Linked DNA regions of Mus musculus: region 2 is linked to region 1. The links are chromatin loops, found by intact Hi-C in ENCODE. Cell type or tissue: left cerebral cortex. All regions are shown on one strand. Links, peaks and the distances in the headings refer to the core of each region. The heading gives the core; the rest is flanking DNA.

Evidence for each region. A loop is a pair of places that touch in the nucleus more often than their neighbours do. Peaks named below come from ENCODE experiments on the same cell type or tissue, not always from the same donor. Only the 100,000 strongest peaks of a DNase experiment are listed, where the experiment ranks them.
Region 2: it touches region 1 in a loop (6-fold over the local background); 5 of 42 quality-filtered maps call a loop at or near these places.

What each region holds. Positions count from the first base shown.
Region 1 is chr1:97,823,095-97,831,037 of GRCm38, reverse strand. It overlaps Pam (peptidylglycine alpha-amidating monooxygenase), which reads left to right. Exons shown (of 26, transcript NM_001357127.1): 24 at 4,998-5,201. Among named protein-coding and RNA genes, the nearest start is that of Gin1, 57 kb to the right of the region's middle. In left cerebral cortex, for the core only: no CTCF peak of the experiment used is centred there; DNase peaks (open chromatin) are centred at 2,824 and 3,254; H3K27ac peaks cover 987 bases.
Region 2 is chr1:98,187,706-98,195,648 of GRCm38, reverse strand. It overlaps Gm29461 (predicted gene 29461), which reads right to left. Exons shown (of 4, transcript NR_151613.1): 4 at 4,951-7,943. Among named protein-coding and RNA genes, the nearest start is that of Gm29461, 18 kb to the right of the region's middle. In left cerebral cortex, for the core only: no CTCF peak of the experiment used is centred there; DNase peaks (open chromatin) are centred at 3,373, 4,219, 4,693 and 5,270; H3K27ac peaks cover 3,423 bases.

The DNA of each region.
Region 1 (7,943 bases), core at 1,409-5,408:
GGAAACATTAGCATGCCCACCAACTCGTGACGTAGTACCTCAGAGCCAACAAGATTGACTGGGGCCTTTGTAAACAGCAATGTAGTAAACCTGAGAGAAATGACAAGACACCTGACCTCAGGGAAATCACTGCACACATCTCCATGGCCCCATCCATATTGACACACAGTATCTGAAATGAGTTTAGCTCCCGGTGAGTGGCTCCTATTCCCATTCAGAATCTCTGACTAGTCACTTTTCCCAAGAGCCACTTTGAGTTTGTACTTTTTCGACAATGTAGGCTTTTGACTGGTGTTTGTTGTTGGACACGCCATGCTTTAAGTCACAAATCAATTCCATTCTTCAGATTGAACCCCCAGGTGAAGAGGTTCAGACCGAAGTCCAAGCATCTTTGTTTTCTTACTCACTTGTTTTCTTGCTCAAGAAAGTAGTTTGTAAAGATGTGTGAAGAAGCCACAAGCAAAAGGAAGTTGACATAGGCAGAAAGGAAAGTTAGCAGCAGGCTCAGCTCAGCATTGTGAGAGCTAACATTGTAGCAAAAATAAATGGCACTGTTTGGCATTTGTAGAGATTCTACCTAAGGGACAAATACTGAGTGGTATTCCTGTTACTCAAATACAGACACAAGTCTTAAATCATCAATGCGATTCGCCTGGCAGTGGTGGCACATGCCTTTAATTTCAGCACTTGGGAGGCAGAGGCAGGTGGATTTCTGAGTTCAAGGCCACCCTGGTCTACAGAGTGAGTTCCAGGACAGCCAGTGCTATACAGAGAAACCCTGTCTCCAAAAAAGAAAAAAGAAAAAAAAAATCATTGCGATTTACATAGTATTATTGATGTTAGGTTTAATCCTCAAATAAAGAGATAATTTATAAGAGATATTGCTGCTAATAACAGCTATTATTGGATCACTCTACATGGACAATACAAAAATTATCAAATGAAATCATTATATTAGCAATGTGATATACATCTTATATCTGAGGAAACAAGGATAGATATTACTAAGGAGACAATACATGTTTAAGTCAAGTTTTAAAGGCAAGTTTGTTTGATATCAAATCCTGTGCTCTTGATCAGTGCATCAATCCAAGAATTTACAAGTTAGGAATGATCTGCAGTGTATGTTGAAATCTCTAGAATTTTCTATTTTCATCTGTTTCTGTTATAATATGTTCTACCAGAACAATCTTGATGGTAATATACTAGTTATCATGTTGAGAACGTGCCCGATTATCCTGACCTCTGACCTCACCTTGGCTGCTGGATGAAAAGAAAACAATTAATCCATTTAGATGGAAAGCATCCCTGTCGTATGGCAGAACCCAGAAGTTGAAATAATAAATTTTACTAAAACGTCTGCCTTGAAAGTCCAGCTTTCCTAGTCAGGAATATCCCAACTCAAATGGACATACTCTGTTCCCAACACCCAAATAATTCTCATCCTTTTATAAGATTATATGTGTATTATAAAAGGAATATAGATCATGCTGGATCTCTAGAGACTATTGCTTATCAAAATCATGATGCTAACCTTTATAACAAAGGCCAAAGCAGATTCATAGTTGGCAGCATGGGTGTTTATTAATTTTATAACTCTAAAAATGAGCTACTTTTGATGATACTTCTCACCATGAGTGTTCATATAATTGACCAATTATCACAAGGTTGCAGAACCAACATTTCAAAGAAGTTTCAGAAATAAGTGAACTGGGAAGGGTTTTAAATTTCAAATAGAGTCACTAGGAATAAAATGCATAGCTCACTGTCCCTGCACCAGGTGAAGGTGACAATCATGATCAGTCTCCAAGTAGAGAGAAAGAAAAACAAAGAAAGCTGTCAAGTGCTCCGAGCCTCTTGGGCCTTATTGAGGGAAGCCTTTGGAAGGAGCTGAGAGGGCGAAAGTGGACTGTGCACGAGAATGAAGCTCCCGCATGCTGGATATAGCTCTCTTGTTTTCTGAAGTTACATGCTAATGCATTTTCTAAAATCTTCATCCTTCAGTCGTATCTGTTATGAGCTAGGTAACAGTTGTTGTATTACTCCATTAAGAATGTACCTCTCTTCCTGTTCATTATTCCAACTGCTTTTATTAAAGAAGAAAGTCTGCAATGTGGGTGCCAGGGTGTGGGGAAGATTTCATGTCTCTAAACACACACTGTGACTTTAGGTCTACACACACACACATACACACACACACACACACACACACACACACACACACACACGCATTAACACACATGCAAACATGCATACACACAGCTACATGTATGACATTAGTTATAGAACTGAAAGAGTCAGTTTGATATTCATAGAAAGTAGATGACACAGCAATGAACTTGCTAAGTTACATGCCACCTTAGACATTTTTGGCTTCCACGGTTCTGGTATTTTGGATGTTATCTACTGAAAATATATGATTATTCTAACATTTGGAATAAACCAAAATGTGTTTAAGATTTAAAAGGTTTTTTTAAAGGTACTTTTAAAATTTTGTTTTGCAAAGGCAAAATAAATAGAGAAATAAAATAATAGAGATATACAAATACTATGTGATTGCCCCCCACAAAGGAGTACAGATAACTCCCCCTTTAAGAAGCATTGCTTTGGAGAAGAAGAAAAAAATACTTACCGTTCGGCTTATAATACCATGTTTATTTCTGTACAGCAAGAGATGTTATGAGAGCTGCTGATTTTATAAGACTCTGAGGCACTGATATTCTAGGGAGGCTGCATGTGGCATCTTAAGCGCTAAGAGAGCATCGTGTTCTGTTCCCCTGTATCTCCAGAAACTCAGGCACAGGCTAATTTTAGAGTCTTTATACTTCTTCACACCTGTTCACCAGGGATGCTCCAAAATATGGAAACATGTAATAAAGAAATTTCAGATAAAGAGTAAAGTGATATAATGTGGATTGCGCATTATTTGAATGGGATTCCCAGGCTCTTCTGTGGTGTTGTGTTGGATTTTTCATTTTACCTACACAGTCCCCTCGGAACAGCAATATTGCTTTTCTTCCTAAGACTCTGAGACATTTTAAAACAAACCTCTTCAGAAAAAATAGAACCTTTTTAGGACTTAAAAATATTTCAGTTTATTCCAAATGTTAGGATGATCAAGAATTTTTAGTAGATTATATCCAAAATACCAGAACTGTGGAAGCCAAGAATGTCTCAAGTGGGGTGTAACTTAGCAAGTTCAATTGCTGTGTCTCATCTGCTCTCATTGAATGCTAGGCTGATTCAGTCTGTAACAAACATCATCTGTTTAATATAGCTCAGCCTTGGCTCTGCCTCATCCATGGTACACGGTGCAGATTGGCATAAACATCGTAGCAAAAGCAGGAAGTAACCAATAGAAAAGACTGGCAAATAATCCTGCTAGTGTATACAGCTTTCAAATAGAAGCAGGCCTTTCTTGTAAAGGCAATACACACATTCTTGAATACCAGGATACAAATATGTCTCATGATATTTAACCCCATGATTCCATTTTTGCAACTTTTTTCCTGTTTAAATATGGAACAAGTTTAGATATAAAATAATTGTGTATATATTTTCTGTGGTAACAAAGGAGATGGCAGAACAGTGGTCAGGTCCGTGAACCAATCCTTTCTCTTCCATCCTCCTTAAATTTTGAGAGCCAAGCAAGTGAACATGTGACGGTGTAGTCTCTGTTTTTGTGAAGTAGAGGGAACAAAGTGGAGACTTTAAGGCGGTCAGCAAAATGGTAACAGTAGCGCCTGCTCACGAGCTTTGTGTGTGGATTAAAGGAGAGCAAGGCCCAGTACAGTGCAAGTGCTCAGTGACTGTAGCTGACAGTGGAAAAGAAGACAGCTCAGAACACTGAAGCAGTAAGTGTCCATCCTCCGCGTGTTTATATCATAAACTCGATGTGAAGTGTCCTGGGGGATGTCAGAAACATGTATCCAGCAAGCGGTTAAACCATCTACATATACAGAACAGGAACCAATTTTCCCAATTGTGTTAAACAATCTATTCCTGCCAGTTTGTTGAGGGCTGGCGTTCTCTGCAGCATGCAGTGTATTTTGTATTGAAACAGAGAATCATAAAGTGAGGAATTCAGATTCTGGAAGCCTTGGAAAGCCTTTTAGCAAACAGGACTGTAACTTCTGGCTAAACTCTTAACTGTTGCACATTACAGTTTGCTATACCCAGATACCTACATGCTTCTTGGGAATGGCTCAAAGCCCAGACTCATTTGAAGTCAATGATTATTGCAGCCCCTGCAGTAGCTTCTATAGCTTCATCGGATCTCTTTCTCAATGGTGTATTAGGCCTGATATCTATCCAGCTCCTCTTATATTCATTACCAATAAAATGATATATATTGCACTTATACCTTGCTGAGATCCATATAAAAGAACACAAAGGGACTGTTGATTTTTGTCTTTGTCAGTCTAGAATTAATGTCTAACACTACATAGAGTACTAAAACTTCACAATACATAAAAGTGATTCAGAAACTAAAAGATATAATGAACCAAATACTTATTAAACACCTTCTTTGTGACCCACGTTTAAATCTAACAATATTATGAAGCAGATTAGACCACAGCTTTCCAAATGAGATTTTGTAATACCAAGATAACTAACTTGCCCAAAGTTATTCTGCTAGTACACCTGAGTTCAACCATGATTGACTCCAGAATGCTCACCAGCTCCTTTCTCTACACAATGAAGTGTGTGATCTTAACCTTGTAAATGTATCTTAAACTTGAAAAAATGCAAAATGATATCTATTTTATAGACTGAAGAGGGAAGTAGAGGTGTATCAAAGATTACCACTGGGAAGGTGAAAACTATATAGTAGTCACCATAACTGCTCTTGACGTCATAGACAACAACACGACCCCACATCCAGTGGTCTCAACAAGTTCTTGGAGAACCATTGTTGATTTGACTGGGCAGGGATGGGTGAGAGGGTTTGAAATATTTCAATCAATTGCATACTGTGAACTCTTCTTTCCCTGAAGAAGCCGAGGCAGTTGTTGAACCCAAAGTGAAGAACAAACCCACCTCCTCAGAATTGCAGAAGATGCAGGAGAAAAAGAAACTGATCAAAGATCCAGGCTCGGGAGTGCCTGTGGTTCTCATTACAACCCTTCTGGTTATCCCTGTGGTTGTCCTGCTGGCCATTGCCATGTTTATTCGATGGAAAAAATCAAGGGCCTTTGGAGGCAAGTAAAATGAGCCCCTTAAATTTGGAACCTGCCTTTGAAAGCATGTCTGGCCTAATTATCACTAGGAACCTCGTTGTGATTTATCTGTTTGGTTTGACTTAGATTGGTTTACATGTGCTCTGCCTTTTTATGATATTATTGTCTGTGTCTCAAAAGGTAATTATAATTACTATTGAATATAATGTATATCTGGAGCCTCTGAAATTTTTGTAGTTTGATTATATTATACCTTCTTCCATTGCCATTTAGCAGTGGCTTAAGCCCAAATAATATCACCATAAAAAAGCTGTGAGGTTGTAGGTCCACTATAAATTATCTTGCAGATCACAGAGAAGAACATACCCTGCTATTAGGAATGAGCCGGCACTCACAATACTTGGGTTGGGAATCTTGAGGCTGTGTTCTTTCCCCATCAGATTGACTCTAGCTTCTAGCTGCATGACGTTGGGCAAGTTACTTCATCTCTCTAAACCAGTTTCTTCATGGACAAAATGAGAGTAAAAGATGAGGTTGTGTAAAAATGAAGTAACGTAGTAATGGTCATTAAACATTTACCAGGTTTCTAGGACCTACTATGTACCGAATACCATTAGCGAGTATAAACAGTAATCTTGGCGATAGAGAAATAAAAAGAGAGGACCATTCTCAAGACTCTGCTTTATCCAGAATCCCCATGACCTAACAAACCACTTGTTTTTTGAATAGTCATAAGTTTGAACATTAGCCTTTCCTAACTGAGCAAGGCAGGGTCCAGTACCAAAGTCAATAGTTTTAAAAATAACCTTCATAGTATGAGACCTATTCAGGCTATTCAAGTAATTAATTGGTGCCATCTTTATATTGTACCTTTAAGTAGCAACCTCCAAGTCTTAAGGCAAATGTCTATAACTATATCTGGGAAGGAATCTGCGGGGCAGTGTGGGAGCTAACTTCAATCAGGAAATAAAATCTGGTCTTGATGGAGGTCCAGATAGCCAGGGCAGGGATTGGGGTACCCATGGGGAAAGCCTCGACACACAGAAAGACACTGAAACATAAACAGTTGAAAGCTCCACTTGATAAGTTATGAAAGTAATGATTCTTAGATTTTCCTTAACTTTTTTATTTACTTCAAATAAATCTTTGAAAACAATATAGTTAACTCCCCGCCCCCCAAAAAAAGACTATCTGAAACTATCATAAGTCTAAAGAAAAACAGAAAACAGCCAGGAAGTTAATTAGGCATAAGCTTTAAGAGAACAATCGTGTTAGATGTGGTATTTAATGGATGTGCTTAGGACAAATAGCAGTTCAAAAATAGCAGTTCTTCACACTAGCAGTTCAATACAATAACTGTTGAAAAACAAACAGAAAGAGATGAGTAGATGAAACTCAGAATGTAGGTGAGGCAGACAAGGTGATCTATAAAGCCATAAGAGGGGATGGTGCCCATGTACTGTAGTGAAAACTGTAACAGATGTTAGGAGGGCATAGAGCCTTGTGCACATGGCGGGGCTCTGGGATAGGAAACTCAAAAAAGGAGAGGAAGTGGCTTAGAGAGTCGGGAAGACGTGTTTGCCTGTTTGCTCTCAGAGACATGGAACTGTAGCATAAAGCTATGTGGGAAGGTAGCAACCTAGGTCAAGCCATAGGAAAGTGCCATTGTCCCTCCATGTTTTCTTTAGGGACATTGTAATTCTATGCAGTTCTGTTCCATTCCACCGAATGGTACATTAGCCTGTCACTATTTCTAAGATTTTTTGTTTTATTTTGTTTTGTTTTGTTCCCAATGGATTTTATCTAAGGTTTTTATTCAGAAACCCTCCTGAAGGATTTTCCTTGATCCCACACACCCTGGTTATGTATTCCACTGCTGTTCCACCCAGGCACCAAAGCGGGCACAGGGCACCCACGATTGGCCAAGGAATGCACTATGTCTTTGTGGAACTGAGTCTGATTTTTGGCTTTCTGACAGCTCTCCTCCTTTCCCTGCCTTGTTTTCTACCTGTCTGCTGCCACCTGCCTTTTAGCTCTCTTCATGAAGCTGCCCTGCACCCTAATGCTTCTCTGAGCAAACCAGGAGGCCAAGGCAAGCCATGTTGGAAGAGACATCCCAAGGGGACAGCGGGAGTCCTTTGGGAGCTCTGCATCCCCCATAAAAAGAAAAAAAAAAGATTTATCTTGGAGATGGGCGCCCCAGGGGAAGGAAGGACTGAGCTCACCTAGAGGTCATGGATATTGTTCAGGGTTTCCTGTCATTCCCATTCATTTAGGCTTGAGATGAGGAACAGCACATCCAAATCCAAAATAAGCCTGCCCACTGCTGTTAACAGGAGTAAGGCTTAACGCAGATATCCCTAAATGGTTGTAATAAAAGCTTCCAATTTTGGTATATATTATTTTGCTAACTTAATTCTATCCCAATAAAAATTGTTGATGTTAGCACAGTTTTACCATTTCATATAATATACCCCTTTATGTGTCACAGATATGGAGAGATGGATATGATCTCTCATTTCTTGGAGAAAAGAAAACTGAGGCTCAAGGAATGATAATATCAAAATTACAGTCTATAAGAGACACAGACAAGAGTTTACCCTTCTATACTTCTCAAGTTCCACAATTTTCAGCCATCTTTATGCTTCTCAGTAGCATATAGCCCTTTAATAAAAATTTGTAGTCACTTGTAAGTTCCCGATCTTATGTTAAATGTTGAGCCCTTGGATAGAGAAGGGTGAGAGGTGAGAGACACATTTAAAA
Region 2 (7,943 bases), core at 2,015-6,014, 360 kb before region 1:
TTCTCATGGAATAGGAAGAAAAGGCTTCATGGAAAGGTGGACAACGAGCTTTCATGCACTACAATCATGTAGATTGCACCAGGAAATAGAATAGATTTAGAACAAATTAATGATCATGGGAAAAAATTTCATTCTAGGTCAGGTCCAAGGATGAGGTTATAGGTGTACACTATGATAAAGCAAGATCGTGTAAAACCACTGCTTTGAACTAATGAGCTTATAGAATGAAACACTACTTTGAAGTTATAATCAGCATCCTGCTGTAACTCCCTCCTGTGTAACATTTTTATCTATGAGGTAATTTTTCTTAAACAGAGAACTTTTCTCTAAAAAGCTATAGAAAGCTGAAAGCAAAATAAAGCTAACTGTACCTCCTTTCTGCATCATTGTGTGCGTGTGCGTGTGTGTGTGTGTGTGCGCGCGTGTGTGTGCACGCATGTGTGTGCGTGTGCGTGCGTGTGTGTGCGCGCGCGTGTGTGTGCACGCATGTGTGTGCGTGTGTGTGTGTGCGCGCGCGCGCGTGTGTGCACGCATGTGTGTGCGTGTGTGTGTGTGAGTGTGGGTGGGTGTGGGTGTGAGTGTGTGTGACTTTCTTTTCCTTTCTCTCTGGTTAAAGAAGAGTTAATAAGCTCAGGGGTGGGGGCTCTGAGTTAAAGAGTAAAGAGCCCTAAGAAGTTATACTTCTTTTTCTAATGCCCTGCTGTTATTAGCAGGAGTCAATTGCCAAAAACCATTACCTCTGGCCCTAGAATAGCAAGAGAGAGTTAATTGTCAGGAACCATCAGCATTTGCTGCCCTTGCCTGCTCCCCACCCCGCAAATGACTCTACATCCAATCGTAATTCGCCTGGATGTCAAAGCTGGTCTTTGACAATAAATTCACCTATTTGGTTAGGTTTTCAATACCAGGCATGAGTTTTCTCTTCTTAAGTGGGTCTTACATTCATACAATTAAAAAGCTATTGGTTACCACCAAAGTATGTGTGCCACTATTGCACTCTTAAGGTTATCTTGCTATGCAGGTCATTTGTGTGATTCATAGGAATCATAGCTGGGAAGGACTGTTAATTGTATCTCTATTTTGAAAGCTTGCATGACATCTTCTGGTTCCATGAACGCTAGTCCTCAGCAAGGTTTTCAAGCCACATTCAGCTCAGGGGCTTCTGGGAACTGTGTCTGAGATGTACTTTTTTTCCAGCAACAGGGATTTACCTTCTACCTGTAAGAGCAACCAAGGGCAATGGCAATACCCTTCATTGTTCTGGGAGTCTCTAGATCAACCCTAACCAAAAACCTCAAAACACAACTTCTCATGCTTGATATCTGGGGTTTTATTAGATGGTCTCTGGATCCTGGGGTAGCACTATAAGTCCAGATATGAAGTTTTCATTTATACTGTATATGTATATTTATAAACAGAATTTCAGGTATTATAAGTAGTTTTAGGTAATAAGTAGTATGAGTATTTATGGCTTTTTTACACATTCCCCACTGTCATTTTACCCTCCTTCTTCTGTGTTTATTTCCATCCCCATTTCCAAATTAGAGCCACCCCATTTTTCCCATTTTCCATTTCAGATCATTTGAACCCCACTATCTCCCTCTCTATTCAACCTTTCCCTCCCCTGCTCCCATATTCACAAGGGTCCCTTCTTACTTTCCTGGTTTCTTCAGTTACTCTAGGTAAGTATTCCTATTTAAAGACTCTGAGCTCCAAATGAGAGATGAGATGTGATATTTGTCTTTCAAGGTCTGGGTTACCTCATTCAATATGATCATTTCCAGTTCCATCCATTTACCTTCCTATTTTGTGATTTCATTTTTTTATAGCTAAATAGTAAATGCATGCCACATTTTTAGTATCCATTCATCAGTTGGAGAACATTTAGGCTGCTTCCATTTCCTAGCTATTATGAAAAAAAATGAATCTTACAGTCTTTTTAAGAGAGTCTCTTGCCTCTCTTTAAAAGACTAGGGTTCTAATTTCTAGAATTGACTAATTAATAATTTGTTGCCCTGTCCAAATATTCAAAAACACATTTTCTAGATAGCTAGCTGCATGTCCTACTTTGTATAGTATTAAGTTATTGTAGGGCTACTTACACTAAGAAGTAGCTGCCTATTCTCTGTTACCTTTATAATAATAATAATAATTAATAATAATAATAAAGCTTTGGTGTCCTTTCTGATGGTAGAACAAGACAGAGTGGCCCAATGTCTTAATCCCACTTAGATACAAGACTTGTGCCTACTTGAAACCTCTACTTTAGACAATTATAGAGAAGAGAAACAAATAAATTAATTATGTATTAAACAAAGAAAAATGGGAGTTCCCATACTATATTTATTAAAGATACGTGTTAGATGTTGAGACACATTCTGTCCTTCCCCTATTACATCCTAATCTGAATAGGATTTCATAATGTACTATAGACGCCAGATATGGTTATCTCACCAGCCCTGTATCCAACCCTGAAAGGATCTGGCTCCATTCTTATTTTGAAACTGTTTTACTCTATTTGACCTTTTTCAAATTCAATGCCAGGTGATCTTGGGAGCAGCAAGATCTGACATTGCAAAGACTAATGTCCTGTCATGTTCATTCTGTCTCAGGGCTTTTGTGTCACCGTCATCTCATCCTGTAAGAATGCCTCTGATCTTTTCCATTATTAAGACATCTTCAAAACATGCTAGCTGTAAAAGATTCAATTTCCATTAAAAGCCAAAGGCTTCTCTCCATCGCCTTTGGTAATTTGTACAGTTGGCACTAATTCAGCTCTCTCGATATTCAGCAGAGCCCTTTTGTCTTCTGATAGTTACAAGAAGTGGTGATTAATGCTTGAAAGATGTGTCACACTCTCCCCTTTCTTCAAGATCCTTAATGCAGATAGACTTTGCAGAGGGAGACTGGTAGAATGTGCTAATCGGCTCAAAGATGAATTTCACACATCTCTTCTAGAGTACAGGGCACTACTCAGCTGAGTGCTGAACTCAGTACTTGGAGTTCCTCATACTTGGAGGGCTGGACTCATCATTTGGTATCAGAGTTAATATATAGGTGCCACTCAGACTTTCCCACCTGCCAACAGACCTGTGGGAGGGAAGCTTTTATGTCCAGTGCTTACACCACATTGTTGCACTCACTTTTCTGCTTGTCTGCTTGTCCCAAAGACACCATAGCTTCCTCTAGGCAAAAGCAACACTACAGTGATTATTATAGAAAGGACAAACTATTCAGACCTAAAATAACGTAGTGAATGAATCACAACAGATTGATGGCATAACTCACATCCAAAAGCCAAGAGCCAGAATTACACGGTTTATTTTAAGACGGCAGAAGAGTAAAAAGCAGATTGAAAAGCATACGACATCTCTGCAGCTCGAGCTCTGCAAACAACGATGGCATTTGCAGAGTTCTGCGAGCCTTCTCAAATGTGGTTGCAGTTTTAATGTGTGTTGACATCTTTCTCTGTGTGCAGAATTAGCTGGGAGAACAACATTTTGTGCTTTTTCCTGCTTGCGACAGCATGAGCACATGGAAAGAGCCAGTAACTGAGCAGCCATTCCCCATGGAAGGACACTAAGACAGTTTTGCTTCAGTTTTTACACAGTAGTATTATGAATACATGGGATTGCCTGGGTCACGGATCATTCCAATGACACAGGGAAAAAAAGAAAGCACATTAGGTATTCCTCTTACATCATTCTCTGAAGCAGGGGCAAATGAAACAGATAAATGTAATCATTGGAAAATAATTTTACTGTTATCAAATTAGAGGCATGGTAAATAACTGAGATCAGAACTTCACAGAGGCTCTCAAGGAACTGGAGTTTCACACTATAATTTAGAAAACAATAGAGTGAAAAATTAAAGAGCACTAACATGAAATAAATTTAGGAAGACTGAAAAAGAAACAACATACAAGAACTGTACTGATTAGGAAATGGGCAATTTAAGTTCTTGAGAAGAGTAAATCTCCAGCAAGAATTAATTTGCTTCCTGCTGAGTCCTGCTGGTTTTTCTTCTCTCCTCAATCACTGTTTATTTCATAAAATCAGCATTCACCTATCTCTTTTGATTATTTAATTTTGGGGGGATTTTCTTCTCACAAAGCTGTTAGCACAGCTAAACTCAACTCCGCATGCAATGTGTAAACACATGATAATGGCCTGCAGAAGTGTTGGATTGTTTATTCCACTCTGCAGACCTCATTGTTTAGATGCTGTTTCCCCTCCAGAGAAATCTCTCAGTAGGATTCCTAAAGCGGCTTCTCACTGCCTGCATCTTTCACTGACATTTACCAAATGCCCAGGCTCTCATAGAAAAAAAAAAAAAATCACGAAAGCAATATTCAAACTGTGACAGATTCTTATTTCTAAACAAGAGATGGGTCATGAGCTGTAGCTGACAAAAACGGTGAAAAAAAAAATGTTTTTAAATGAGAATTTCCTCAAACTTCACTATCTCCATCTCTGTGGCTGTCTAAAATTCTGCATTCTCAGGTGGGGACCAGAGGGTTGGTAAAAGCATTCTCTGGTTGAGAGTTACTATTCATTAAAAAAGAAACAATGGGCGCCATCCCAATGGAATTCTCCTGGCAGAATATTCAAATAAAGCATGCTTCAAGTATGGCACAAACCTTTAGAAATAAACAGCTCCGCATCCTCTTAGATGAGTCATGCGGGTTTTCACTTTGTCACAAGGACAAGCATGATGCAGACGGCCTTTCCTTCTCTCTTTATTCAGCTTCTTTACTGTTTTTGATTAGTTACCTCAGCTGAGACTCCTTGCTCGATGCAAAGGCTCCTGGTGGCTTGTCTGAGCCTGGATGTGTCAAGACAGAATATTCCTTCTAAGTCCAAGGCTGAGTTTTCCCACCCTGGCATTTGTCCCCGGAGTTCTAGATGTTGATGGGCAGTTATTTAAAAAGATGATTGTTTTTCTGTGTGATTTAAAATAAAGTTTAGCTTTATTGTGCCCTTTGTAATGGTATTTGTCATCTTATATTTAATAGCAGGCTGTCAGGCTGCTTTATTTTAAACCAAGACAAAAGACTACCATAGGAAAAATACAATCACCAAATCAAATATTCATGCAGATCCTCAGATTGAACTTAATTTATGAGATAACCTCTAAGATTATTAGTGTATTGTGGCCATACTTATGTTTTTCACTCTCATGCTTTGTCACTGTAGAGACATGAAAATGCTATTCATTGTTGCTAGGAGATGGGTGGCTATGGCAACAGCATGGGGCAGAGCCAGATGGAGCGCCTCAAGCTAGTCAGGGTTAGCCTCATTTTTTGATCTCCAAATGACTCCTCTGCAGTCCTGTGAATGAAGAATCAGCCTCTTCAGCTTGTTTCAAAAGATAGGCCACATGGCTTCTCCTCGCGTGTCAGCTGTCCCCATTAACAAGTGTCTTTTGCGTGTTTAACGATGTACTGTGAGGTTGTTGGAAAGGGAAAAGACACTGGATAACAAGGGGATTATCACTGTTTAACTGTGTTCTCATACTGTTATTAATCTAGCACAGATCTGGTGCCATATGTGGCTTGTCATCATTCCATTTAACTCCTGGTGACTCTCGTGGAAGTGCCATTCCAAGAGCAGAGGGGACATATGTTCCTAATTTTGGTTTGCTCATTCCTCAAAGATTTATGGCTATTCTAAAGTCATGAATCATCATCTTTAAGGCACCCTTACATTTCATCAGAATAGACTATCTTCTCTGGATCTTCTTTATGCTGAGTTTTGTGGATTCTGCCTTTAAGCCTAGTACTTGAAAAGTTGTAGCAGAAGGATAACCCCAAGTTCAAGGCCAGCCTATGCAACAAAGTGAAACCTTTCTCTAGTCCTCCCTTCTCAAAAATATCTCATCACACGGCTATACACAGTATGACAAGTTTTTTTTCAAAACCTTGGGGTGTAGTGAACACACACATGTTCCTCTTATAAACAAATAAAAATGTTAACATGTTAAAGTCATTAGTGTTTGAGTAGGTCAGTGTTCTCCAGAGCAGCAGAACCTATAGCTGAATAGTAAAAAGAATGCCTTAAATCAGCTTAGAAGCAGAGAAGCCCACAGTGACTCAGTACTGAAGGCTGGTACACCTGCAATTGGAGTGAATCCCACACTCATGGTCTCACACCAGAAGCCCACAACCCAGCACTCAGTCCCAGAGGCTGGTGCCACAGCAATCCTAACCTGGAGCTGCAAACCTTAAACGTTCCCGGAGAATGGCTAGTCCTTGGTCAGTGATGAAGCCTGGAAATGCTGGTTCTGCGATCCCTGGAGACATCAGCCATGGCTGCAATGGGAAACCCACTTGGTGTCTGAAGGTATGGACAAAGGAGAACAATGTTCCCAGTGCCAGGCTCTCTGTTTATCTAGGCGGCTCCCAGAAGGAACCATTCACACTGGAGTAGGTTTTTTCTCACCCACTGAGAAAATCAGGGCAATCCTTCAGGTGAAACTCCCTACTCACATGATTGTAATTCCTGACAAATTAACATTAAGACCAACCATCACCGGGGTTCATAGGGATGAATCTGGTTTTCTAAAAATATCCATTACTCATACTTTTTTAGTATATCATTGTCTCCCAAAACACTATATCCCCACACTCCTTACCATAGCAGATACCATTGAACCTGAATGTGCCAACTTGTAGTTCACTAGCCAATCAAACTGAATATGCTCTGCAAGACTTTCCTCTGGTAAGATCAGAGAGATTTCTAATTTCTTGTCCCTTTCAACTCTTCTACACCATTCCCTCACACAAAATATCGCTTCTAATTTATCTCTTTTTTGTTTCCTATATGCTTACTGGTTCAAATATTTATCAGGTACTTCCTATGTACCTGGTCCTCATGCCAGTTTCCATTAGCTAAAGAAGAGCATAATGAGAGTGAAAGACCATCTAACAGGGATAATATATCCATAAAAATTAACAATGAATGTCATTTCTTAGGTGTTTCCTATATGCAGGACATGTGTGAACACTATATTTAATGTTCATAATGTCATCATTATCATTTACAGCTAAGACTTGCTCAGACTCAAGACTAAGTGACTTGCCCAGTCAGGGAGGCAGAAAGCAATGAAACATACTACAGCGTAGCTCCATCTCCCTTCAAAAATGATAATTCCTTTATTGATTTGACATAATGGGATATTCTCAGTAATAAAATGTGTGTTATTCCAGGCTGGATGCCAGATAAGGAAGTGATGAATCCGTAAGAGCGGGCCAATGAGGTCATAGGCACTAGAACAGCTAAGCTGGTAAATAAGGATGTGACGAGTGACATGGAAGGAAGGGGACATTTTAGAAATAGGCATAACCTAGAACATCATTATTTTAAGCTTCCTTTAATTACTTTCAGTCCTTTCAGCCTCCCCATATATGAACCTATAGAGTGTGCCATAGACATCCCATTCTCCTGGTGGAACTGACTTTGAAGCAAGCACTATCTTGGACTCTGCACTACACAAATGTTGGATCAGTTTCCTTGACCATAAAAATATTTGAGAATAAAAATCAAACCTTTCAGCTATGTGTTTACTTTTTTTGTTTGGTTGGTTTTAGTTAGTTTGTTTGTTTTGGAAGACAGGATTTCTCTGTCTTCCTTTGGCTGTCCTGGAACTCTTTCCATAGACCAGGCTGGCCTTAAACTCACAGAGCCTGCCTGCCTCTGCCTCCTAATTCCTGCAATTAAAGCCATGTAGCATCACTAACCAGTTTAGTTTTCATTTTTTCAAGCACCAAGAGTTGTTTTCAGAACACAGCAGATGATATGCACAACCATATATTGGTCAAGTAACTTTTCAGAACGCTAACACGGCTTTATAGATTAGAAATTCTTTCATTCACTTGGCTCCTTGGATCTTCACGTTGATTATATCTAATAATAATCTAGTAAAGTTTGCCAGCTTACTGTTGT